7 separate regions of the Homo sapiens genome follow, and regions 1, 2, 4, 5, 6 and 7 are each linked to region 3. Evidence: chromatin contacts called from ENCODE Hi-C or POLR2A ChIA-PET data. All regions are on one chromosome and are shown on one strand. Each heading gives the region's core, a stretch centred on a gene start or an enhancer-like site at or near the end of the contact. The rest is flanking DNA. Distances are from core to core; before and after follow the strand shown.

What was found. Hi-C counts contacts between places; a loop is a spot of excess contacts on that map. ChIA-PET counts read pairs that join two places held with the same protein, here RNA polymerase II (POLR2A). Pooled maps may share reads with other maps.
Region 1: a map of CD14-positive monocyte shows a loop between it and region 3 (13-fold over the local background). The contact joins the promoter of SPAG4 here to the promoter of RALY in region 3. A Hi-C loop is called at or near these places in 3 of 168 maps with a recorded cell type or tissue (CD14-positive monocyte, CD4-positive, alpha-beta T cell and naive thymus-derived CD4-positive, alpha-beta T cell), 1 of 37 single-sample maps with no recorded cell type and 14 of 50 pooled maps.
Region 2: a loop to region 3 is called in a map of CD8-positive, alpha-beta T cell, with 15 times the contacts of the local background. The contact joins the promoter of MMP24-AS1-EDEM2 here to the promoter of RALY in region 3. A Hi-C loop is called at or near these places in 1 of 168 maps with a recorded cell type or tissue (CD8-positive, alpha-beta T cell), 2 of 37 single-sample maps with no recorded cell type and 10 of 50 pooled maps. POLR2A ChIA-PET finds 5 or more read pairs at or near these places in 5 of 52 experiments (B cell, Caco-2, HepG2 and 2 more).
Region 4: a map of CD8-positive, alpha-beta T cell shows a loop between it and region 3 (17-fold over the local background). The contact joins the promoter of PHF20 here to the promoter of RALY in region 3. A Hi-C loop is called at or near these places in 1 of 168 maps with a recorded cell type or tissue (CD8-positive, alpha-beta T cell), 1 of 37 single-sample maps with no recorded cell type and 7 of 50 pooled maps. POLR2A ChIA-PET finds 5 or more read pairs at or near these places in 1 of 52 experiments (activated CD8-positive, alpha-beta memory T cell).
Region 5: a map of naive thymus-derived CD4-positive, alpha-beta T cell shows a loop between it and region 3 (17-fold over the local background). The contact joins the promoter of TM9SF4 here to the promoter of RALY in region 3. A Hi-C loop is called at or near these places in 1 of 168 maps with a recorded cell type or tissue (naive thymus-derived CD4-positive, alpha-beta T cell) and 8 of 50 pooled maps. POLR2A ChIA-PET finds 5 or more read pairs at or near these places in 1 of 52 experiments (PC-3).
Region 6: a map of GM12878 shows a loop between it and region 3 (15-fold over the local background). The contact joins the promoter of ASXL1 here to the promoter of RALY in region 3. A Hi-C loop is called at or near these places in 2 of 168 maps with a recorded cell type or tissue (GM12878 and gastrocnemius medialis) and 13 of 50 pooled maps.
Region 7: a map of CD4-positive, alpha-beta T cell shows a loop between it and region 3 (5-fold over the local background). The contact joins the promoter of SCAND1 here to the promoter of RALY in region 3. A Hi-C loop is called at or near these places in 2 of 168 maps with a recorded cell type or tissue (CD4-positive, alpha-beta T cell and naive thymus-derived CD4-positive, alpha-beta T cell), 1 of 37 single-sample maps with no recorded cell type and 11 of 50 pooled maps. POLR2A ChIA-PET finds 5 or more read pairs at or near these places in 8 of 52 experiments (CD4-positive, alpha-beta T cell, CD4-positive, alpha-beta memory T cell, CD8-positive, alpha-beta T cell and 5 more).

What each region holds. Positions count from the first base shown.
Region 1 is chr20:35,614,424-35,617,214 of GRCh38, reverse strand. SPAG4 (sperm associated antigen 4) reads right to left here and starts at 1,386. Exons shown (of 12, transcript NM_003116.3): 1 at 908-1,386; 2 at 1-79. The coding sequence starts at 1,211. RefSeq lists an enhancer at 1-180 and a silencer at 611-1,340.
Region 2 is chr20:35,276,674-35,279,593 of GRCh38, reverse strand. MMP24-AS1-EDEM2 (MMP24-AS1-EDEM2 readthrough) reads left to right here and starts at 1,472. Exons shown (of 15, transcript NM_001355008.2): 1 at 1,472-1,548. It overlaps MMP24 (matrix metallopeptidase 24), which reads right to left. Exons shown (of 9, transcript NM_006690.4): 9 at 2,596-2,920. It overlaps MMP24OS (MMP24 opposite strand), which reads left to right and starts at 1,472. Exons shown (of 2, transcript NM_001355003.2): 1 at 1,472-1,585; 2 at 1,662-2,920. The coding sequence starts at 1,665. The coding sequence ends at 1,880. It overlaps EIF6 (eukaryotic translation initiation factor 6), which reads left to right. Exons shown (of 7, transcript NM_002212.4): 6 at 1-28; 7 at 388-676. The coding sequence ends at 397. RefSeq lists silencers at 1,293-1,512, 1,603-1,822 and enhancers at 1,953-2,122, 2,243-2,342.
Region 3 is chr20:33,992,165-33,995,160 of GRCh38, reverse strand. It overlaps RALY (RALY heterogeneous nuclear ribonucleoprotein), which reads right to left and starts at 1,250. Exons shown (of 10, transcript NM_016732.3): 1 at 1,030-1,250. RALY-AS1 (RALY antisense RNA 1) reads left to right here and starts at 794. Exons shown (of 2, transcript NR_109886.1): 1 at 794-956; 2 at 2,256-2,673. RefSeq lists silencers at 530-859, 1,080-1,129, 1,190-1,319, 1,500-1,609, 1,780-2,029 and enhancers at 1,807-2,333, 2,270-2,349.
Region 4 is chr20:35,770,669-35,773,661 of GRCh38, reverse strand. PHF20 (PHD finger protein 20) reads right to left here and starts at 1,647. Exons shown (of 18, transcript NM_016436.5): 1 at 1,583-1,647. RefSeq lists silencers at 1-195, 1,200-1,579.
Region 5 is chr20:32,108,245-32,111,338 of GRCh38, reverse strand. TM9SF4 (transmembrane 9 superfamily member 4) reads right to left here and starts at 1,625. Exons shown (of 18, transcript NM_014742.4): 1 at 1,584-1,625. The coding sequence starts at 1,598. RefSeq lists enhancers at 619-1,361, 1,525-1,704, 1,362-2,106, 1,109-2,308.
Region 6 is chr20:32,356,535-32,359,668 of GRCh38, reverse strand. ASXL1 (ASXL transcriptional regulator 1) reads right to left here and starts at 1,338. Exons shown (of 13, transcript NM_015338.6): 1 at 837-1,338. The coding sequence starts at 893. RefSeq lists silencers at 639-798, 1,039-1,088.
Region 7 is chr20:35,952,827-35,955,943 of GRCh38, reverse strand. SCAND1 (SCAN domain containing 1) reads left to right here and starts at 1,442. Exons shown (of 2, transcript NM_033630.3): 1 at 1,442-1,496; 2 at 1,605-2,320. The coding sequence starts at 1,660. The coding sequence ends at 2,199. It also overlaps a transcript of CNBD2 not described here. RefSeq lists enhancers at 875-1,084, 1,185-1,384, 1,465-1,724, 1,845-1,924.

The sequences.
Region 1 (2,791 bases), core at 137-2,636, 1.6 Mb before region 3:
GGAGGCATCTCCTGCCTCAGATCCAGGGTCGGGAGAAGGTCGAGCGGCTCCTCAGAGACTACTGGAGACCCAGTCGGTTCTGCGGGAACCCAAGGGCTCCACTGGGGCCTTGCGGACCACAGACCTATTTTCCCCTCGAGACCGGGCCGCAGATTGCTCAGTCCACAAGCCAGACAGCTGGGAAGTCTCTCACAGGCTTTGGTCCCACCGCAGCCCTATCCCGGCTCCAGCTCCGCCCTCTGAAGCCCCGCCCCTCAGGGAGGCTCCGTCAAGAGTTGGTCTCCTGGCCGGGCGCGGTGGCTCACGCCTGTAATCCCAGCGATTTGGGAGGCCGAGGCGGGCGGATCACCTGAGGTCGGGAGTTCGAGGCCAGCCTGATTAACACGGAGAAACCCCGTCTCTACTAAAAACACAAAAATTGGCCGGGCATGGTGGCGCACGCCTGTAATCCCAGCTACTCGGGAGGCTGAGGCGGGAGAATCGTTTGAACCCGGGAGGCGGAGGTTGCGGTGAGCCGAGATCATGCCATTGCATGGCATGGGCAACAGGAGCGAAACTCCGTTGCAAAAAAAAAAAAAAAAGAGTTGGTCCCTCCCCCAAACGGATGACCCGCCCCCAGCCTTAGATCTTGGTGGAACCCAATTGTCCTGGGAGCCACTCACGCTAACATTGAGGCCGCGCCCCCTCAGTGGCACCCAACCACAAGATTTTCCCCGCCCCTTCCCATAACCGTCCAGGACACCGAGGCTCCGCCCCTTAAGGGATCTCATTTAGCACCATCCCTTTACCCTACAGGACCCACCTTGTAGGAGGTGCCCAGATATCATCTTAGCCCCGTCCCCGCCCAGCACCGCCCTTTAGGCCCCGCCCCCTCCACTGGCTCACCCGGGGTCGACCCCGCCCGCACCCGAGGCCCCGCCCCTCACGGTTGCCGCGCCACAGGCTGTCTGCCAGTTGTGGCTCCGAGGCGCTGGCTTCTGCTGAGAGCTTCCTGCCCATGTGGTTCCTCCGGGCACTCCCGCGCTCAAGGCGGGCTCACCGCAGCTCGGGCCCCGGGCTCTTCTGCCCTCGGGCTCCCCAGGCCCGGGCTCCGCTGACCGGAGCCCTTTGCTGTCCTCCGAGGTGATGCTCATTGAGCTGTTCTCGCTGAAAAAGTTGGGCGTGTGCTTGCGCGAGGACGAGGCCGAGCCCGGGCGGGAGCTTCGCCGCATCCTGACCCCCTGCTGCCTAGTCACTGACGCTAAAGCCGCCGCTGCGGTCGCCAAGGCCCTGGGGCCTCCTTCAGCCGCTGCGCGCCGCGGGGACCCCACGGACCCTGCGTGAAGTCGGCAGGCCCCGCGGCCGCACCTGCCCTCCCGCTGTGTCCCGGCCGGCTGCTGACGTCACAGAGGAGCCTCGGTCTCCGCGGGCTGCCCTGGCCGCGCGTCACGGAGCTGGCCGTGACGTCACCTGGAGCCGTAGCCATGGCAGCCTCTCCTTCTGACTTTGTTGTTGTTTAAGAGACAGGGTCTTTCTCATTGCCCAGGCTGGAGTGCAGTGGCCTGATCATAGCTCATTGTAACTTCGAACTCCTAGGCTCAAGCGATCCTCCCGCCTCGGCCTCCCAAAGCGCTGGGAGTACAGGCGTCAGCCACCGCGCCCGGCCTCTTTTACAGCAAGCGATGATGTCACAGCACTTCCCAGAAAACCCCATCTAAAATGGCACTCAGTCTATAACAGTTTTTTTCTTTCTTTCTTTCTTTCTTTCTTTCTTTCTTTCTTTCTTTCTTTCTTTCTTTCTTTCTTTCTTTTTTTTTTTTTTTTGAGATGGAGTCTCATTCTGTTGCCCAGGCTGGAGTGCAATGGCGCGATCTTGGTCCACTGCAACCTCCGCCTCCCGGGTTCAAGCGATTCTCCCGCCTCAGCCTCCTGAGTGGCTGGGATTACAGACATGCACCACCATGCCTGGCTAATTTTGTATTTTTAGTAGAGACGGGGTTTCTCCATGTTAGTCAGGCTGGTCTTGAACTCCCGATCTCAGGTGATCCACCCGCCCCGGCCTCCTAAAGTGCTGGGATTACAGGCATGAGCCACTGCGCCCAGCATTTTTATTTTTATTTTATTTTTATTTTTTGAGACAGAGTCCTGCTGTGTCGCCCAGGCTGGAGGGCAGTAGTGCAATCTCGGCTCAGTGCAACCTCCGCCTCCCGGGTTCAAGCGATTCTCCTGCCTCAGCCTCCCGAGTAGTTGGGATTACAGACACCCGCCATCATGCCTGGCTAATTTTTGTATTTTTGTAGAGACGGGGTTTTACCATGTTGGCCAGGCTGGTCGTGAACTCCTGACCTCAGGTTATCCGCCTGCCTGGGGCTCCCAAAGTGCTGGGATTACAGGAGTCAGCTACTGCGCCTGGCCTCTTTTAAAGCAAGTGATGACGTCACAGCACTTCCTAGAAAACCCCATCTAAAATTGCACTTAGCAAATACCAGTTTCTATCCCCCTTCCCTGTTTTGTTTTTCTCCTCAGCACGTGTCACTAACATGCTATATATTTCATTTCTCTCTTTCTTTGAGATGGAGTCTCGCTCTGTTGCCCAGGCTGGAGTGCAGTGGCATGATCTCAGCTCACTGCAACCTCCATCTCCCGGCCTCAAGCAATCCTCCCGCCTCAGCCTCCCGAGTAGCTGGGACTACAGGCTTGCGCCACCACACCCAGCTAATTTTTGTATTTTTTGTAGAGATGGGGTCTCGCTATGTTGCCCAGGCTGGTCTTCAACTCCTGAGCTTGAGTGATCCACCCACTTCTGCCTCCC
Region 2 (2,920 bases), core at 223-2,722, 1.3 Mb before region 3:
CCAGCATGCGGGATTCCCTCATTGACAGGTACCTGGGGCCTCTCCTTTCTTCTGCTCAGGGTTGGGGGTTAACTTGCATTTTGAGAGTATGGGGAAAAGATGTCATCTAGAATGGGAGCCTACCAGTTTGTTCTGGTAGCTTCTCGAGTGTGAGAGCATATCTGTACACTGCTGAGCAGATAAGAGCCAGCATATTCAAAAAATATTTCTTGAGCATCTGCTAATCCTCATCTTTGTGGTTTTTCAGGGCTAGGATACTAGAGCAGTAGCTGCTTGAGCAGCTTGTCAGAGCTGGTCCCGGGATGAGGGCTGAGGCAGGCACCTCACTTGAGAGTGAGGTGGGCTCTGTGAAACAGCTACTGACCGTGCGCTTTCCTTTCTCTTCAGCCTCACCTGAGTCACCTTCCAAGTTGTTCCATGGGCTCCTGGCTCTGGACTGTGGCCAACCTTCTCCACATTCCGCCCAATCTGTACCGGATGCTGGCAGGGAGGTGGCAGAGAGCTCACTGGGACTGAGGGGCTGGGCACCCAACCCTTTTCCACCTGTGCTTATCGCCTGGATCTATCATTACTGCAAAAACCTGCTCTGTTGTGCTGGCTGGCAGGCCCTGTGGCTGCTGGCTGAGGGTTCTGCTGTCCTGTGCCACCCCATTAAAGTGCAGTTCCCTCCGGGCCATTCTGAATGTGATGTTTGGGGCCCTCAGCCTGTGTACAATCCCTGCACTCTCCAGTTGTTCCAGCATTCTGGGAAGATAGGGTGGGATGAACACAACACACACCCAACCCAGTTCACCACCTCCACACACGCCATTCCCTTCTCCTCTACCATCAGGATGTGAGGCTTCATCCTGGGGCAAGAAACACTCTCCACTACAGTTCTCCTTTTTTCTTTTTTCTTTTTGAGGCAGTGTCTCCCTCTGTCACCCAGGCTGGAGTGTTGTGACGCAAGGATGGCTCACTGTAGCCTTGACCTGTTGGGCTCAAGCGATCCTCTCGCCTCGTTTATTTTTTTGTAGAAACGAAGTCACTGTGTTGCCCAGGCTGGTTTATACTCCTGAACTCAAGCGACCCACCGCCTCGGCCTCCCAAAGTGTTGGGATTACAGGCGTGAGCCACGGCGCCCGGTCTAGTTCTCACAGTTTTCACCCGACTTCTGCGCCGGTCTTCTCTGGCCTTGAAAGGCAGAGAGTCCGTTCCGATTTTCCCCTGAGCTGGGCAAGTCCCCTGTGAGAGCTCTGGGGCATCTGGCTTCGGGGCATTCTTTGACTAAGGTGGATGGAGGTTGCAGGTCTTTTCCTGGGTGGGCGTGGGGCGGGGCAGCGGGTTCCCAGCGTCCTCCTGGCCTGGGCGTCTTGGAGGCTGTTGGGGTGCATTCCGTCCCCTTGCGCGGGGCGGGGCCTTGAGGCGCTGGGGCGGGATTGGCGGGGGACGGTCGCGGAGCCCCGCCCCGAAGCACAGGGTCGAGTCCCTTCTTTCCGCTCCAACGCACGGAGGGTGAGGTCGGTACGCGGTGGTGGCGTCACGGCGCCAGCTCCTCCCGACGCCGAGGTGGGTTCCGGGAGACCCGCGGGTCTGGCTGCGAGAGGTGAGGGCAGAGCCGGGGCGGGGCCCTAGCGGGGTGTCCCGGCGACCCAGACCTTAAAGGGCTTCTCTTCTTGCAGACCATGGGGGCTCAGCTAAGCGGCGGCCGCGGCGCCCCGGAGCCTGCGCAAACCCAGCCCCAGCCCCAGCCCCAGCCTGCGGCGCCGGAGGGCCCGGAACAGCCCCGGCATCCGCCCCAGCCCCAGCCCCAGCCCCAGCCCCAGCCCCAGCCCGAGCCCAGCCCGTGGGGGCCGCTGGACGACGTGCGCTTCCTCATCGCCTGCACTTCCTGGTACTGACGGCGTCCTCCGCAGGATGTCGCCCGTCTGTCCGCCGTCCCCTGTGGTTCTTGCCTGCCTTGTCTCCTCTCCCCACGTCCCTGCGTCTCTTACACCCCCTCCCACCCGAGGCTCCCCAGAGATAGCAGAGAATTCGAAGAGGTCGCCGGGGACTGGAAAGAAGTCCCGGCAGGGCCGCCTTCGCAGTCTACACCCCAGCCTGCTTCCCAGCCTACACCCAGACCCAGCTCAGACCTTCGTGACCACCCCATCCCTTTCTCCGGCTGGCTGGGTCGGGGGCATCCCTCTCTGTCGCTGGCTTCCAGAGGCAGGACAGGCCTCCTGGTAAGCCCGCAAAGTTGCTGACCTCCTGACTTCGTCTGCCTTTTATTAATATCTGTATTGCTGATAACCGTGCTCTTGACTATGTGTCCCAGGTCATGTCCCAGGTCATGGAGAAGCCCGTGCCACAGTGACCCTCCCCATACTCCTGGGGGGGCTGCTCTCCATCCTGGATCGTAAGGAGGCATCATCAGGCTGTGTTCCTGGAACCCCAATAACCCTGGGCCCCCAGGGCCAGCCTGTTGTAGAGGGAGGCTATCTGACCGCCGGTCTGGCAGAGGAGATGGGTGGGCAGCTCCCAGACACCCCAAAGGACCCGGTTCTCTTCCCAGAGCGTCCTAAGGTTACTCTTGGAACCTGATCTTTGTTCCCTCATCCCAGGGAAATGACACACTCTGTATTTCTGTTTTATTTAGAAATGATTTAAAAAACATTATACAAAGGCTGATCAGTTTAAAATGTGACTGACACTGAAATGCTGTGATGTCCCCCAGGCTGAGGGGAAGCTAGGCTCTGGGGCCCCCAGTGCTTTGCCCCTCTGTCTGCCCTGTCCTGGGGTGATGGACAAACAGATGACCACAGGCAGGAGAATCTGAGATTGGAAGCCTCTAGGCTGAGCCCTCTGGGCCTGGCCCCACATCCCTCACCTCTGCAGCCTGGGCTGCCTGCCTCCATCTCCTGTTCATTCTCAGCTGGCCTGCCAGGAGCCAATGGGGAGC
Region 3 (2,996 bases), core at 1-2,500:
TTCATCCACAGTATAGTGGACAACGGCCCAGAAGTCAGGGAAAACCCAGAGTTATGCCCCTAATTAAATGGTGTGACCCAAGGCTAGGTAAAAATACCCTCTGCACTAAGAGATGATACATGCTCACACCAGGAAATATTAATAAATAATAGGTACTGGCACCACTCCTTTGCACTTCTGTGGCTACTGTGACTTGGAGAAAATTACTTGACCCCTCTGCGCCTTAATTTCTGCTTTTGTAAATGAGGATAAACCAGAAGGCCGTTGTGAACATTAAATGAAATAAGGCTTGGGAAGTTCCTGGGTGAAGTCTCATTAAATGTTCCCTGTCGGTGTTAAACACTTCTTTCACATATTAGTTCCCTCCCTGAATCCACGAACACCCCGCAAAGCGAGTTTCCTTCTTTCCCCCCATGTCACCGAGAGGCAAACTAAGACTCGGCCGCCAAGGAGGCTGAGTGAAACGCGGATACGGCCCCAGTTCGAGGGCCCGTTGTTGTTTCTCTCCGAGCCCAAGGCGTGCAAAGAGCCCAGAAGAGGCGGGAGCCGAGGCAGGACAAGCTCTGCGCGCCTCCGGGAGCCCGTAGACCCAGTCCGGGTTAGGAGAGCCGGAAGCAGCCGCGGCCGGGCCCGCCTGCGGCCTCCCCGGAGCAGCCTCCGTTCCCCTCCCTCCGCCCCTCGCCGGGCGGGGCGGGGCACGAGCACAAAAGACTCCAACTTCCGAGCGGGCGCGGGCCCACCCAGCCAACTACTGGCCCAGACTTGGCCCGCGGAGAGAGCAGACAGGGAACGCCGGGAGCAGGACCGGGCGCGGAGGGCTGGGGCCGGGGACCCGGGGCGGCGGGTCCGAGTGGGAGAAAGGAGCGGCGGAGGGGGCCTAGAGTTACTCGGGCTCCCGGGACTCCCCGAAGGGCAGAAATAAGTTTCTAAAAATAGGCAGCGGCCTGCCGGAAGAAGTGAGTGAACGGAAAGGCACAAAGCACACACCCTCCCCGCACCCCTAAGGAGACGCCCGCAGTCCCCACTCACCCGCGCCGAGAGGTCTGGAGGAAGCCGCGCGGCTGGGAAGGAGGCGGTACTGCCGCACTCGGGGACGTAAGGGAGGGAGGAAAAGGGCGGCTGCGGCGGGAAGAGGCTGGGCACACGCGCGGGAGTCGTCGTCGTCGCCGTCGCCGCCGCTACCGCCCCCTCAGCTTCTCTGGGTTCCGCTGCCCCGAGCTGGCGCCGCTCGCGCGCCCCGCCGCACTGACAGCGGCGCGAGCCCCGCAACCGCGAGCCCTGCCCTCGGCCGGCACCACTGAGGCGCGCGGGGGTGGGGGCACCCGGAGCGGCTCCCCGCAGCTCGGCTCCGCCCGCCGCTCCGGCCCTGGTTCCGGGCTCTCCTCCTTCTCTGTCTCCTGGGAAGGACACGGTGACACGAGCACGAGGAGTCTGCAGCCCCGCCCAGAAACAGCCCGGCTTCCCAGGCGCATGGGCTCTCCCCACCCTCTCAGCCTGGCTTTGGAAAGGTCCAGAGCTTCGGCGGGGACGGGAGGAAGGCGGGGCCAGGGTGGGGCCTGAAAGGGAGGAGGGACTGAGACGCGGCTTGGGGAGGCGGGGCTGGGGCGGGAAGAGGGCAGCTTGCACAGGTTTGGAGCCGAAGTAGGGGCGGAGCTAAGATGGTGATGAGGCCCTGGGAAGAGGGTCGCCGGACCAGTGGGGAAGGCCGTGCAGGAGATGGAGAGCCGGGAACCAGGACAGCGCTTGAAAGGAGATGCTGTGGGCGGGGCTAAATGGAGAATCGCCCAGAGGGCGGAGCCACGGGTGGAGGGAGGCGGGGCTGAAGAGAAGCTTAGAGTGGGAGGAAGATGGAAGCGGGCCTGAAGGAGGCGGGCCCGGAAGCAGGGAGGGGAGGAGGGGCCCCGGGGGTGGCTACTCTGGGCGGGTGCCGGAAGGAGGCGTGCCCCAAGGAAGGACTGAGGGGTGGTGCTTGAGGTGGGCGGGGCCTGGAGATGGCGCTCAAATCTGCAGGCTGTGGGCGGTGCAGGAGGGATCCGGAAGAGACGAGGCAGGAAGAAACTCCTGGTCCTTTCGCTTTTAAGGAACGTGCCACCTAGACAAGGTGAGGGTCGCTCTTCGCTGCCTAATCTGGGACTGGGCGGAGAGGCCGCGCTAAGGGTGATCTCCGAAAAAGATGCAGGAGATGTTTTATAACTTGATCCAGGTGCTAGTCCTCTCTCCTACACATTTCTCCTGTCGGGATTTCTCACTTTCAGTGTTCCAGCCTCCGGTGAACCAGTCTTCCTAGTGAGAGCACGAGAAGCCCGTTGTCCTTCATTCCTCAGCTATGGATTTCCCTGAAAGTTGAGAACTGACCATATTCTCGATGCCTCCTCCGACCTGTGATTTCATGACTCACATCGCTTCCCCAGAACCTGCTTAACAGACGGGATTCCTGAGAATGGAGCAGAGTTTGAATTCAGAGTCCTGGCTTTGCCATACCAGCAGTTATAATTGTCCTTCTGTTGTTTGATGACCTCCCTGCCCTGCTTCAAAAGGAAGAGAAATCAAAGAGTTGACGACCCTGAGCGCAAGGCCTGGGACGTTCTTCCCCAAACTCGCTTTAATATCACCTTCTCAAAAGAACTCTTCCCTGAACACCTTGTCTCAAGATGTTCTCTAGTTTGTCTTCTTGTTCTGTCATTTATTTGTCTGTTCATTGTTTGTGTGTTTTTTGAGGCGGAGTCTAGCTCTGTCGCCTAGGCTGGAGTGCAGTGGCACGATCTCGGCTCTCTGCAACCTCTGCCTCCTGGGTTCAAAGCGATTCTTGTACCTCAGCCTCCCAAGTAGCTGGGATTACAGGCGTGTACCACCATGCCCGGCTAATTTTTGTATTTTCAGTGGATACGGGGTTTCATCATGTTGGCCAAGCTGGGCTCTAACTCCTGACCTCAGGGGATCTGCATTTGAGGATAAACCCTGTCTTGGCTCCTCCCTGACGGGGGTGAGAAGTAGCC
Region 4 (2,993 bases), core at 398-2,897, 1.8 Mb before region 3:
AAAGAAAGACAGAAACCAGAAAAATGTTTGGGGATTGGGCAAGCCAAGAGAGAAGAGATCCTGCTAGCGGAAAGATAAAAGATAGGCCTATCAAAAACAATGTGCTGGTAGCCCTTTAGGAGAGGAATCCTTCCCTGGGAGGAGAGGAGAATTCAGGAGGTGTGACTCTGGGAAGTGTGCTCAGAAGAAAAGCCCGCAGAAGCACAGAGAAAAGTGCCGTGCTGAACAAAGATACGCACTCGCCAGAGGAAGAGGAAATGGGTGCACTGACCAGACTGGGGAAAGCACCTCAAGGGGAGTGTGGCTCCAAAAAGGGAAGGAAACTGAGGAATGAAAATGTCTTGGATGACAGAAAAGCTAAACAGGGTAGGAAGGCATGCTCAAAACCACAGACCACTCGCCACCTGGAAATGAGAGGACTCACAAAAAGGTGTGCCCCCCAAATTTAAGAAGCATCTGGAAAGTGGCTGCACTCTGAGAGTTGTATAACTAAAAGGGGTTCACCTCGTACATTTGGGGGGCACAAGAAACAAATATACTCCCAGATATGAAAATGAGTCTCCTTCAGGAAATAAGGTAGTTTGATTTGGGGAACACGTGAAAAGTGTGTAACCCCAATAATACAGTCTCGGGAGAAGGCAGTGAATTCCCTTATTTGTGAAACTGGAAATAAGTACCCATAAACTTCAAAATTTGGACATTGTTTTCGGCCCAACCTCAGGTTTGAAGGGCTGAGGAAAGGAAGTGGCCCCTAAATGTAAGAAATTCCAGAAGGCATGCTGTCAGATTTGGGACCTGGAAAAGGGGAATTCTTCCTTGGAGTAGAGGGGATACAAGAAAGTATCCCAAAACTTTAGCTAATGGACCCCAGATCTGAGGACCCGATAACAGGGTGAACCTCTAAATTGGAACGGAAATGCAGAATCAAATTGGAGGCCCGAAAAAAGGAATGTGCTCCCACTTTGGGGGCTGACGGAAGAGGGTACGCCCTAAATTTGGGGGGGGGAGGGCTTTTAGAAATTTAGATAAAATTCCAGAGCTAGAGCTTAAGAAAGGGGGTGTGCCGCCCAGTTTTCAAAACTATAGAGAAAAGGGACACTCCCATATTTGGGGTCTTGAGAAAGGAATGTGCTCCCCAGAATAGGATAAAAAAAGCCAATTTTAAAAAACATATTCCCAAAGCGCAAGGCAATAGCAGAGGCTGCTGATGAGGCTCTAGGTGCCCACACAGCTCAGGCTCGGGCCCTAGGGCTTACCCGCACCCCCAACACGGCCCGCTCCGCGCCCCGGGCCCGCACCCCACGGCCCAGCCCCCTCGGGCGGCGCTGATTGGCGGCAGCCGCCGCCACTCTTGCGGGTAGCCCCGGGGATTGGGCACCGCTCGCACGCCCGCCACGCTCTCAGCAGCAGTCCCAGGGCCTCCCTCCAGGCTGGGCGAGCGGGGCCAGGCGGGGAGCGGGGCCGGGCAGGGGACCGAAGCAGCGGTGGCGTCCGTCGCCGTCCCCGCCCGCACGGCGCGCGCGCAGCGCGGGCCCGGCCCAACCCGGCCCGGCCGGCCGGCTTCGCCTGGCCGCGAGCTCACCTCACGGCCCCACTCCGGCTGCGCCGCTCCAGGACCAACCGACAGAAGGACTCTGCGTGCTCTGCACCACGTGACCCCCGGGACGCGCCCAGCGTATGCCCCGCCCCCCACACACACGCATCATCGCCACCACCGAGTGACGTAAGGTCCCAGCTGCCCCGCCCCCTGCCCCGTCTGCCCGATCACTGTGGCAACGGCCTGCGCAGGCCACGCCCACTACCCTGACGCGCGGGAAACAGGCCCGCGCCCTAGCAGGAACACGAAGTCCCCACTCACTCGTAATCACTGAGATCACCGAAGCCGGGGAATGGACGCTATCCATCACCCGTTAATTTTGCCACCTAAATGCGTCTCAAAGCTTCCCATTTCTCCATCGAAGCGACCACCATCTCTCTCCAAGATGAAGATGGTTTCCACCCTATTACTCTTCGCCGTTCTAATCCATTCTTCGTACACCGGCAGAGAGGTCTTTTCAAAACGCCATCCCCTGCTCAAAGCTCGTTTCCCTCCCTACTCCGGATTAAGATCTAACTCTTCACCTAGACTATCTACCAGGCTCTTCAAAGTCTGGACCTGACCTGCTGCTTTCTTATCCTCACGAATCCAGCTCCCCCACATTCTCAGTGTCCTTCAACTCCGCTAACAATCCAGGTTCTTCTCATCTCAGAGCCTTTGCACTCATTTCTCCCCCACTTTATCATTAACTCCTAGAAAGGTTTCCAATTGCTGCTAAGGATAAGGAGCTGTATTTTCTCTGGGGACGAAGGTCGGAGTTGAAGCCACCCCAAAAGAATATGAGACCAGGAGCAGTGGCTCACGCCTGTAATCCCAACACTATGAGAGGCTGAGGTGGGTAGATCACTTGAGCTCAGGAGTTCGAGACCAGCCTGGGCAACATAGCTAGACCCCCGTCTCTCCAAGAAATACAACAATTAGCCAGGCGTGAACGTGCGCACCTGTGGTCCCAGCTCAACCTTCTGAGTAGCTGGGACTGCAGGCCCATGCCACCATGCCTAGCTAATTTTTTTTTTTTTTTGAGACACGGTCTCACTGTGTCACCCAGGCTGGAGTGCAGTGGCGCAGTCTCGGCTCCTCATAACCTCCACCTCCTAGGCCCAAGCAATTCTCCCACCTCAGTCTCCCAGATAGCTGGAACCACAGGTGTGCACCTGGCTAATTTTTGCATTTTTTTGTAGAGACGCAGTTTCACGATGTTGCCCAGGCTGGTCTTGAATTCCTGGGCTCAAGCAGTCCACCCACCTCAGCCTCCCAGAGTGCTGGAATTAACACCGTACTTGGCCACTTTTTTTTTTTTTTTTTGAGATAGAGTCTCGCTCTGTAGCCCAGACGGGAGTGCAGTGGTGCGATCTTGGCTCACTGCAACCTCTGCCTCCCGGGTTCAAGCAATTCT
Region 5 (3,094 bases), core at 376-2,875, 1.9 Mb after region 3:
TCCTTATAGCAAGAGAGGGTGTGATTTCCTTTTAAGTTCTTACACTATCTCTGTTCTGAATGTGGTACCAGAATATATATACATATATGTAGGTTTCAACATACTACTTTGAGGATTTGCCCCACTCGTGGTTCAGCCTGAAGTCTGAAACCACAGAAACCAGGTAAGGCCATGAAATCTTTTTACCTGACCTCTGAAGTTCTAAATAAGGAATCCCTCATTAAACAAAGGTAAGTTCTCAGTCAGCTAAGAGAAGGAGGGAAAATTGCTACCAGTCAATAATATATCCCTGTTTGGAGAAAACCAACACCAAATTATTTAAGCCAGAATCTTCCTTTGCTAAAGTCAAATGTCATTTCCTTTTCTCTGAGTCTTCCTTGTCATTCACTCCCCGGACGAAATTATCTGCTGAGGAGGCAGTATGCAGGAAGACCCAGGAAATCATTCTGGACTAAGTGACTTCAATTTTAGTTCTGGTCTCTTGACAAGCAGAATTTGAACTAAACTTTTAGAAAAAGGGCCAGTCCTTCAAAGATTTACTTCCAAGGTTCTGCACCAGGAGCCCGCAAGCTCTGACCCAACTTCCAAGCATGGCTATTTTACCTCCACCCTCATCCACACACAGACTTCATCCCAACATATAGCTTCATAATAAAGAGCCTTCATCCCTAACGAGCTGTGTGGCCATGTTGGGGAATGGGAAGGAGAGCAGTGAGGTGGGGCTATTAGTGTTTTTCAAAACGTAGTTCACAGACCACCTCCACTATATAATCACTAGAGTGCTTATAAAAGGGCAGATTCCTGGGCATCACCTAGCCCTATGGAATTAGAATCTCTGGGAGTGGGGCTGCTCAGGAAACTGCATTTTTAGCATGCCTCCCCCTACACACCTCGAGATTCTTATGCACAGTAAAGTTTGAGAACCAACAGGGTAAAAGGTCCCTAAGAGAGGGGCAGGGAGTTGACTGAGAGAAGACAGGAAGGGCAGGGAAGCCTCTAGGGATGAAAGATGGGGGTGGGGTAGGTGAAGGCAAGCTCTGGGGTAGCGGCAGTCAAGGGGGTGCGCGATGGGGACAGCTATGAGTGTAAGTGAGGACAGGGCTCTGAAAAGGATCTGAGGCAGCGCTTGGGCTGGGAGGGTGGTCAGAGGAGAGGTCACATCTGCGGACTGGTTATGATGGTGGGGAGGCGGGGAGAGCAGGGTCTGGACGTGACGGGGAGGAGCAAGGATGAGAATAACGGGAGGGGGTCTTCAGAGGGGTCAGGACAGGGAGGTGAGAAATGGAAAATGGGGCTCACAGTGGGCGGAGACCAAAAGTAGAATGGGAACCGGCGAAGGCAGCAGCCGAGGTCTTCCTCCGAAACGGCGCCTCCCCCAAAACTCGGGGCCTTCACAAGCCTGAGTGCAGGGGCAGGGCCAGGGAGGTGGATTTCGGGGAAGACAAGCCCAGTCAGAGGTAGCCCTCAGGCCTGAGTCAGGGGTCCCGGAGGTGGCTCAGGGCCAGGCATGGGGTGCTGGAAGATCCTGGGATACCCCGGAGGGCCCCGCTCCAGCTCCCGCTCCCGGAGTCTCCTTCACTCACCATCGCCGTCGCCATCTTGGATCCACGTGTCGCCGTAATGACGTCAGCGGAAGTGGTGCTCCCTGGTTACGGAGTTTAACTCCACAAGGTGGTCGTCTGGCTTCAACCGCTCCTGTAGTGGCGGTCAGCAGAGGGGAAAAGGAGTCTTAGCTCCTGCTCGACAGTCTGGTCTGGGAAAGTAAGGTCGCTGATTAGGTGAAGAGAGAGAACGGTGTAACTAAGGAAGCCATATTAGCTCCTGGCAGAAACTGAGCCTCCCTTATTCCCGCTGCATTGTGGGTAATGGGGGTGTGCGAAAGTGCGCTCGTGCTCTCAGCGCCATCTTTACTACTGGCAGGAAGACCCATTGCCAGGGTTACCTGAGACCTTGATTTGAGGGAAAGGGTGGGCACTGGGGCTCCAAGAGCAGTACGACTCCAAGAATAATTTGTAATTATATATTTAAGTATTTGTTTGATTTTAAGTATTTGTTTGACTATCCTATATCCTCTTTAGTAGACTGTAATCCCCATGAGGGTGGACCCTGTTTTTTTGTTTGTTCGTTTTTTACCTTGCTCTTCCTCATTCCCATCTGTGAAATGGGAAGGGGGTTGGTTCATCATAGGCTTGTGATGAGGATTCAGTGACACAGTATTACATAGGATGTATTCAATAAATAATTGTCAGTATATGTTTATGTATACTCCTTTGGGCTTGTGGTAGATGCCCAATACATTATTTTTTAAATGAACGAGTGAAAACCAGCATATTCAGTGGAGGGAGATATCTCTGAATGTGGACGTCATGCACTAGCTTAGTGTGTGACTCCAGACAAGTCACGCAATCTTCCTAAGCCTCAGTTTCCAAATCTGTGAAAAAGAGACTCAAAGAATCATGGTATTAAGGTTGGGAAAGAACTCAAAGTTCATTTGACCCATGTATATCACTTTAAACTGAATACAGTACCAGTGCTATCTTAGACTGTTTTAAAAAAGCTATTAAAAGAATAATAATGATTAATAATAATCATCAGCACTTGCCGAGCATTTTGTGTGCTGCAGCACTTAGCATTATGCTAACAGTTCATTAGACTCTTTTTATCTAATTCTAGGGGGCAAGGGACAGTTGAACTCTGATCCCCACCTATGGGCACCACTGTGGTGGATTTTCTGCAAAGATGGCTGCCACGTAGTTCTGTCCGTCCTTGCATGATGAGCATACGGTTTCTCTCCTCAAGAGATAGACTCTGTTTTACCTCCTGTTGAATCTGGCTGGTCATGTTGGTTGCTTTGACCAATAGGATGTGCTACAAGTGATTCTGCCAGTACTGAGCCTAGGCCTTAAGAGGATTGAAAACGTCTGATTCTACCTTCTTGGTTATAAAGAAGTGTAGCTACTCTGCTGGAAAGGCACCTGGAGAGAGAGGGAGGCCCAGCCAACTCCTCAAGACATTCTAGAAACTACAGCTAAGCACTATAATATGTAACTGAAGTCATCTTGGACATTCCAACCCCCACTGAGCTACTAGCTGA
Region 6 (3,134 bases), core at 89-2,588, 1.6 Mb after region 3:
AGATACTTTGTCTTTGTCCAACATACATTCTTTGCAAAGTGGATTCAGTTCTCCTCAAAATACCAATTTCCAGTCCAGCTTCTGAAGGCAAACAGCCCAGTCTGCGTTTCTCAAAGTGGGGTCCGTGAGCCACTGCGTTTGAATCACCTGGGAAGCTGGTGAAAGCGCAGATTCCCAGGCTCTATCCCAGACCCTGAGGCTCAGCAGGTCTTACGAAGGGCCCTAGGAGTAGCGTTCCTAACCGCCTCCCAGGTGTCGCCCACAGGACACTAAAGTTAGAGAACCGCTGCTCAGGGTTCAAGCTGGGAGTAAGCACTTGCTTCCCTCCACGCACCTGGTTTAGATTGGGAAAGCTCAACATGCCATTGGCGTCCTTGAATGTGGGGTCGCTTTTCCACCCCCGGAGTCAAAGGCACCACCCCATTACCCACCAGGAAGCGAGGGAGGAGCTTCCGACCCTTCCCGGAAACCCAACTCCCCCGGGTGAATGAACGAAGCTGCCCCAGACCCCCAGACGCTGCCAAATAGTGGGGGAGGGGACGCGGGACCCCGCTGCCCAGAGTGGGAGGAGCCGGCCTGCCAGCTCGCCCCTCCGCCGGAATTTAGCTGCGCGGGGCGGGGGGGGCGCGAGGGCGAGCGGAAAAAGGCGCCACATCCCATCCCGGCGGAGCGCTCCCCACCCCTCGCCTTGCGGGGCTGTCCCGTTCTTAAAGGAAGATGGCCCCGCCCCCTCCCGCGGTGGGCAGGGCCTTGCCCCTCCCCCCCCAGTGGGGGGGTGCGCGGCGAGCCCCCCCCACCCCGGGCCCCACGGAGCCCCCCTCGGCTGTCCGCCTCACCAGGCGCGCGGCCTCGGCCCACGTGCGCTCCTTCTTCTTCTTCTGTTTGTCCTTCATCCTTCTCCCCGGCGGCGGCGGCAGCTCCACGCGGGACCTCCGGGCTGGGCGGGCTGGGGCGGTGGCGCGGGGCTGGGGCGGCGGCGGCGGTGGGGGGGGCGCGTGGCAGCGGCGGCGCGCGAGGTCTCGGGTGCGGCCGGGGAGAAGGGGCGGGCACGCGGGGACCGGCTGGCGCGAGAGCGGCGGTGGGGGAGGGGCGGCGGCGGCTCCACGCGCCCGCGCTGCGTCAGTCGCCCACGGCGGCAGCGGCGGCTGCCCCGCGATCGCTAAGGAATGCGGCGGCTCCGCATAACCACGGGGTCAGAGGTCACGGCTCCGGCCTCCGCTTTCCCGCTCTGCTGAGGGACTGAGACAGGACCGACGGCGGGGCGGGAGGGCGAGACGCGGCTTTCCCTTCGGCGCCCGGGTGCGTGCGTGTCTGCCGTGGGTGTGTGTGAGTGTGTGTGAAGAGTGAGGAGGGGGAGTGTGGGGTTTTTTTTTTTTGAACAAAAACAAACCGAAAGGGCGCCTGGGAGTCGTAGTCCCAACGGCCTCTCTGGCCTCCCCCGCTCCGGAAGAATATGGCCGCGTGAAGCGCGTGGACCACACTTCCCGGCGTGCCCGGCGGCCCCCTTCCGCTCTCCCTCTCGCGTCCTCCGCCTAGCACCGACCTCAGCTAGGAACGGGGACGGGTCGCTGTTCGGGGAAGGGGCTGGGTGGAGTCTCGCGAGGTGCGAGAACTGGCTGGGGGCCTGCGGGATTCTGGGAGGCGATGCTGGGAAGGGGCGGTGGCTGGGCTCCCCCGGCCACCCTTAACCCCTTCGGTGCTTTTTGCTTCAGGACCTCCTGGCGGGTGCGGGTGGGGAGTGAGGATGGGGAGCTCGACTCGCAGTTCCCACTTCGTGCTTCTCCTCGCCTAAACGGTTCTTACCTACACTTCTCGTAGGGGACGAGAGGCAGGACTTTCCCTTTTGGTCACCTCTAAATGACTCACTGCCACATAATAATGAGACAAAAAGACCCTCATACCAGTAAAACGGTTATTCCACGGCTGATGGACTTAGACGGTTCTTCATTTCTTCCTGTGCTTTCAGGCCGCTGTGTATTTGCAGAGCCTGCACCAGCAGCCTAGAGCGTTCTTAGGAACTTGGTGATATGTTGACGGGTCGTGTAAAGAACTTGGACTCTGGGGCCATACTGACCAGAATGCACCTGAGGGCGTTTTTAGAGGCAGTACCCTGGAGAGAATTCAGGCCCTGGAGTCCAGCGGACCTAGACTGGAATCTTGGCTGAGTCACTCCCTGGCTGTCCACTCAACCTCTCTGAGCCTCAGTTTTCTGATCTGCATTTGTCTTGTATTTCATGGCATTATTGGAATTAAAATTAACATACAATTCTTGACAGATTGGAAGAGGATGTGAAGGGAGATCTTGACATTATCAGGTCCGTATGATATGGCGCCTGGCATAGAGCAAATGTTTAATAAATGGTAGCTGTTATTACCAGCTGAGAAACAATAGGCAATATACTTAGCCTCTCTGAGCCTTAGTTTTAGAACCTGAAATGAAATTCAGAGCGCCCAGCACATAGGTTTTCTGTAACTATAGGTTCAGTCGTTGTCCAGAAACATTTCTAGAGTCCGTCCGGAGTTGGATTGATGCCAGCTCTTAAAAACTATGAAGGCAGGATCAGTGGCCACATTTAAACGGTTTCCCTGGGTGAGGAAACACACTCTCCACTCCCTAATGTTAACACGTAGCGAGAGCCAGTATTGATAGGAGACCATTATGGTGTAGCCCAAACTCTAACGCCAAGGGGTTCAGTGTTTTCTGCTTCTAATACTGGTCACAGAAAACTTGTGAGTCCGGTAAGCAAAATCCTACAAAGGGAAAAGACTGCAAGTTAGAATAAGACACCTCTTAAAAATCTCTCTAGCTTTACCCTGAGAGAAAGGAGGAACTACTGTCCCTCAAAAAACTGTTTGCCTTGATTTTTTACAAAGGATTTTTAACTTCTTTTTTTTCAATCTACGGCTGATACAGTACTCTTTGGCAAGTCATTTGGCTTCTTTCCGATGTCTTCTGAAGTAGCTTTACTGCCCTCTGACCTACAGGGAATAACTGAAATTTACATGTTTAATACAGGTACTGTGGTAGACAGAATAATGTCTTCCCCGCTTGCCCAAAACTGTCCAAGTCCTAGTCCCTGGAACCTGTGAATATGTTGCTTTTTTATTTATTTATTTATTTATTTTTTGAGACA
Region 7 (3,117 bases), core at 193-2,692, 2.0 Mb before region 3:
TTCGAGACCAGTCTGGCCAACACGGTGAAACTCCATCTGTACCAAAAATATAAAATATTAGCCGGGTGTGGTGGTGGGCGCCTGTAATCCCAGCTACTCGGGAGGCGGAGGGAGGAGAATCGCTTGAACCCGGTAGGCGGAGGACTCAGTCTCAAAACAAAAACAAAAACAAAAACAAAACTATTTGTGAGTCAGCTACCAAACAGAAAACCACCTGGCCGAGGGCTGTCAGGGCCACGTGCTTTTACCTACATCATCTCACTGAATTCTCAATTACCTCTGAGAGGTAAGTTCTATTACATCCACATTTTACTGATAAGAAAACAGTAGCTCAGAGATAGCAAGCAGTTTACCTAATAAAAACAAGAGCAAACTTCTTAAAAGCCCTTTCTCTCCAACGGCTTAATTTATTTAATCCTCCTAACAACTCTGAGCTGGGTATCGTCAAAGGGGATTCCACCAAGGTAGCCTCACTCCAACACTCTAACCCAAGGCTGCTCAACAGAAATATAATGTAAACTGCACATGCAATTTAAATGTTTTTAGAAGCTGCATTTAAAAAGTAAAAACACAGGTGAAATTAATAACATTTTTATTTGACCCAATATATGCAAAACATTATATTCCAACATGTAATCAGTATTAAAAAGTATTGAGATAATTTTTACATCAGTTTTTTCGTACTAAGTCCCGTATTTTACAATATAGCACATCTCAATTCGCTATATTTCGAGGGTTATCAACTAGCTACGTTGCAAGAGCTGAGTCAACTCAGGAGGCCAGCGGCCACCATAAGGGGCAATGCATTTAGAGTTCACTTATTAAATGCTGACGTTAACAGAACCCACAGAGCCGCATTTCCCTTGGTTTCGGAGGACACGCGAAAAATAACAACAGCAAAGGGTTCTCGAGCATCTCCTTCGCGCCAGACGGTGTGTTGTACTTTGTCATCGTCGCAGTAAGGCCGGTGCTATCGCCCTCCTAGTTTGACCAAGCGAGAGGACTTTCTCCAGATGGGCCCCTCCCGAGAGAATGGTCGCCGTCCCGCTCTCCTGTTCGGGTCACCACCGGCCGGGCGCCACTCGAACGAGCCCCGGCCAGCCGTCACCCTAATCATTCCCGAAGGAGGGGCCATCAGAGCTACAGCTCATCAGGGTCAATCAGAAGGGGCGCCCGCACGCAAAGGTCACCTGCAAACCGAAGCGGCGCACGGATAAGGTCCGGGACTTGAAGTCTATCTCCAAACATTCAGGCTCCTCCTCCGACTCCTCCTCGAACTGGCGCTCAGAGGCGCCACCATTCGGAAGGAGCCCAGGCCACGCGCAGCTCGCCCTCCCGCACCGCGAGGGCAGCAGCCGCCTCATGCGACTCGAGAACGCTAGAGGGCGCCGCTTCCGGGAGCCCGCAAGCGGCTTCCGGGTGCTCGCGCGCCGACCTGGACGCAGAGAAGCCAGAGACTTTCGCTTCCGGCTGCCGCAGGCGCTTCGCTGGTGCAGGTAAGCTCCGCACACTCTCGGCCGGTCCCGAGTCCGACTCCCTCAAGGGTGACGCGAGCTCTGCCCTTTAACCGGAAACGTCTCCCTGCTCACCCCACCCCCGCGCAGACGCAGTGCTGAGCACACAGCTACCGGACAAAGAGTGACGCCCGGAGCTGGAGTTATGGCGGCTACGGAGCCGATCTTGGCGGCCACTGGGAGTCCCGCGGCGGTGCCACCGGAGAAACTGGAAGGAGCCGGTTCGAGCTCAGCCCCTGAGCGTAACTGTGTGGGCTCCTCGCTGCCAGAGGCCTCACCGCCTGCCCCTGAGCCTTCCAGTCCCAACGCCGCGGTCCCTGAAGCCATCCCTACGCCCCGAGCTGCGGCCTCCGCGGCCCTGGAGCTGCCTCTCGGGCCCGCACCCGTGAGCGTAGCGCCTCAGGCCGAAGCTGAAGCGCGCTCCACACCAGGCCCCGCCGGCTCTAGACTCGGTCCCGAGACGTTCCGCCAGCGTTTCCGGCAGTTCCGCTACCAGGATGCGGCGGGTCCCCGGGAGGCTTTCCGGCAGCTGCGGGAGCTGTCCCGCCAGTGGCTGCGGCCTGACATCCGCACCAAGGAGCAGATCGTGGAGATGCTGGTGCAAGAGCAGCTGCTCGCCATCCTGCCCGAGGCGGCTCGGGCCCGGCGGATCCGCCGCCGCACGGATGTGCGCATCACTGGCTGAGCGGTGGAGCTGCGGGCGGCCAGGGCCGGGCGCTCTGTGCGGACTGGGGCCATGATCGGGCCCGGGGGCCTGAGCCTGGGACCCCACCCCGTGTTAATGAAAAATGAGTTTTGGCAGCGCCTGTGGTCTGGTGTGTCTCTTTCATTCGTTCTTATTGGGTTTATTTTACCAAGCCTGTTTCCTACCGCCTTTCTGGCTGGTGGCGAAACGAAGTTGGGAGTCCGTAACAATAAGGCCTTCGTTGGCTATAGTGGGATCTTTAGATGTTGACTGAACCTAGGTTATCCCTCTACCACACATGGGAAGTTTTTCACCTGGGCTCCCAAGGACCCACTTGGGTTTCTTACACGCAAAATAGCTGGCTCTATTAAATGCTCACTTAACTGGCTACCTCTATACCAATATGGGCACCAACTTGCACCTGCCCTTTGGGTACAGGCTTCCCAAAATGTCCAAGTTACTGGGCCATTTTAATGTGAAGTGTTTACTGCACACCTTCACAGAGATAGGCTAGTTCTTGTGAGCTCTGGCTTATGCCGCCAGGCTTGCTCAACTTCCTTGCCAAATTTTAGGCCTGTGGTAGGAATAAAGCAGAACTAGTTGAAGTAATGGATTATTTACATTACTGAAGCTACTCATTTTAATGTCTCTCCGGCTGGCTCCCTTTTGGTGTTTAAACTAGCATAATCGTTTACAAAGGGAAGAAAGAATTTGGCAAATAATGAGGACCTGTTCTGAAATCTTAAACCTACTCTGTTTCCAGAGGCTTCTGCCCAACCAGGAAGGAGCTAGTTAGGGTCCATGGACAGCTTGGATTGGTCCCAGATAGGTCCTATTGCAGTGAGTGCCATTTGTTAATATAAGGAAGGCCAGACTTGTCTTCCTTGCACTGCTCTCAACAATCAAAATCAGCCTGCA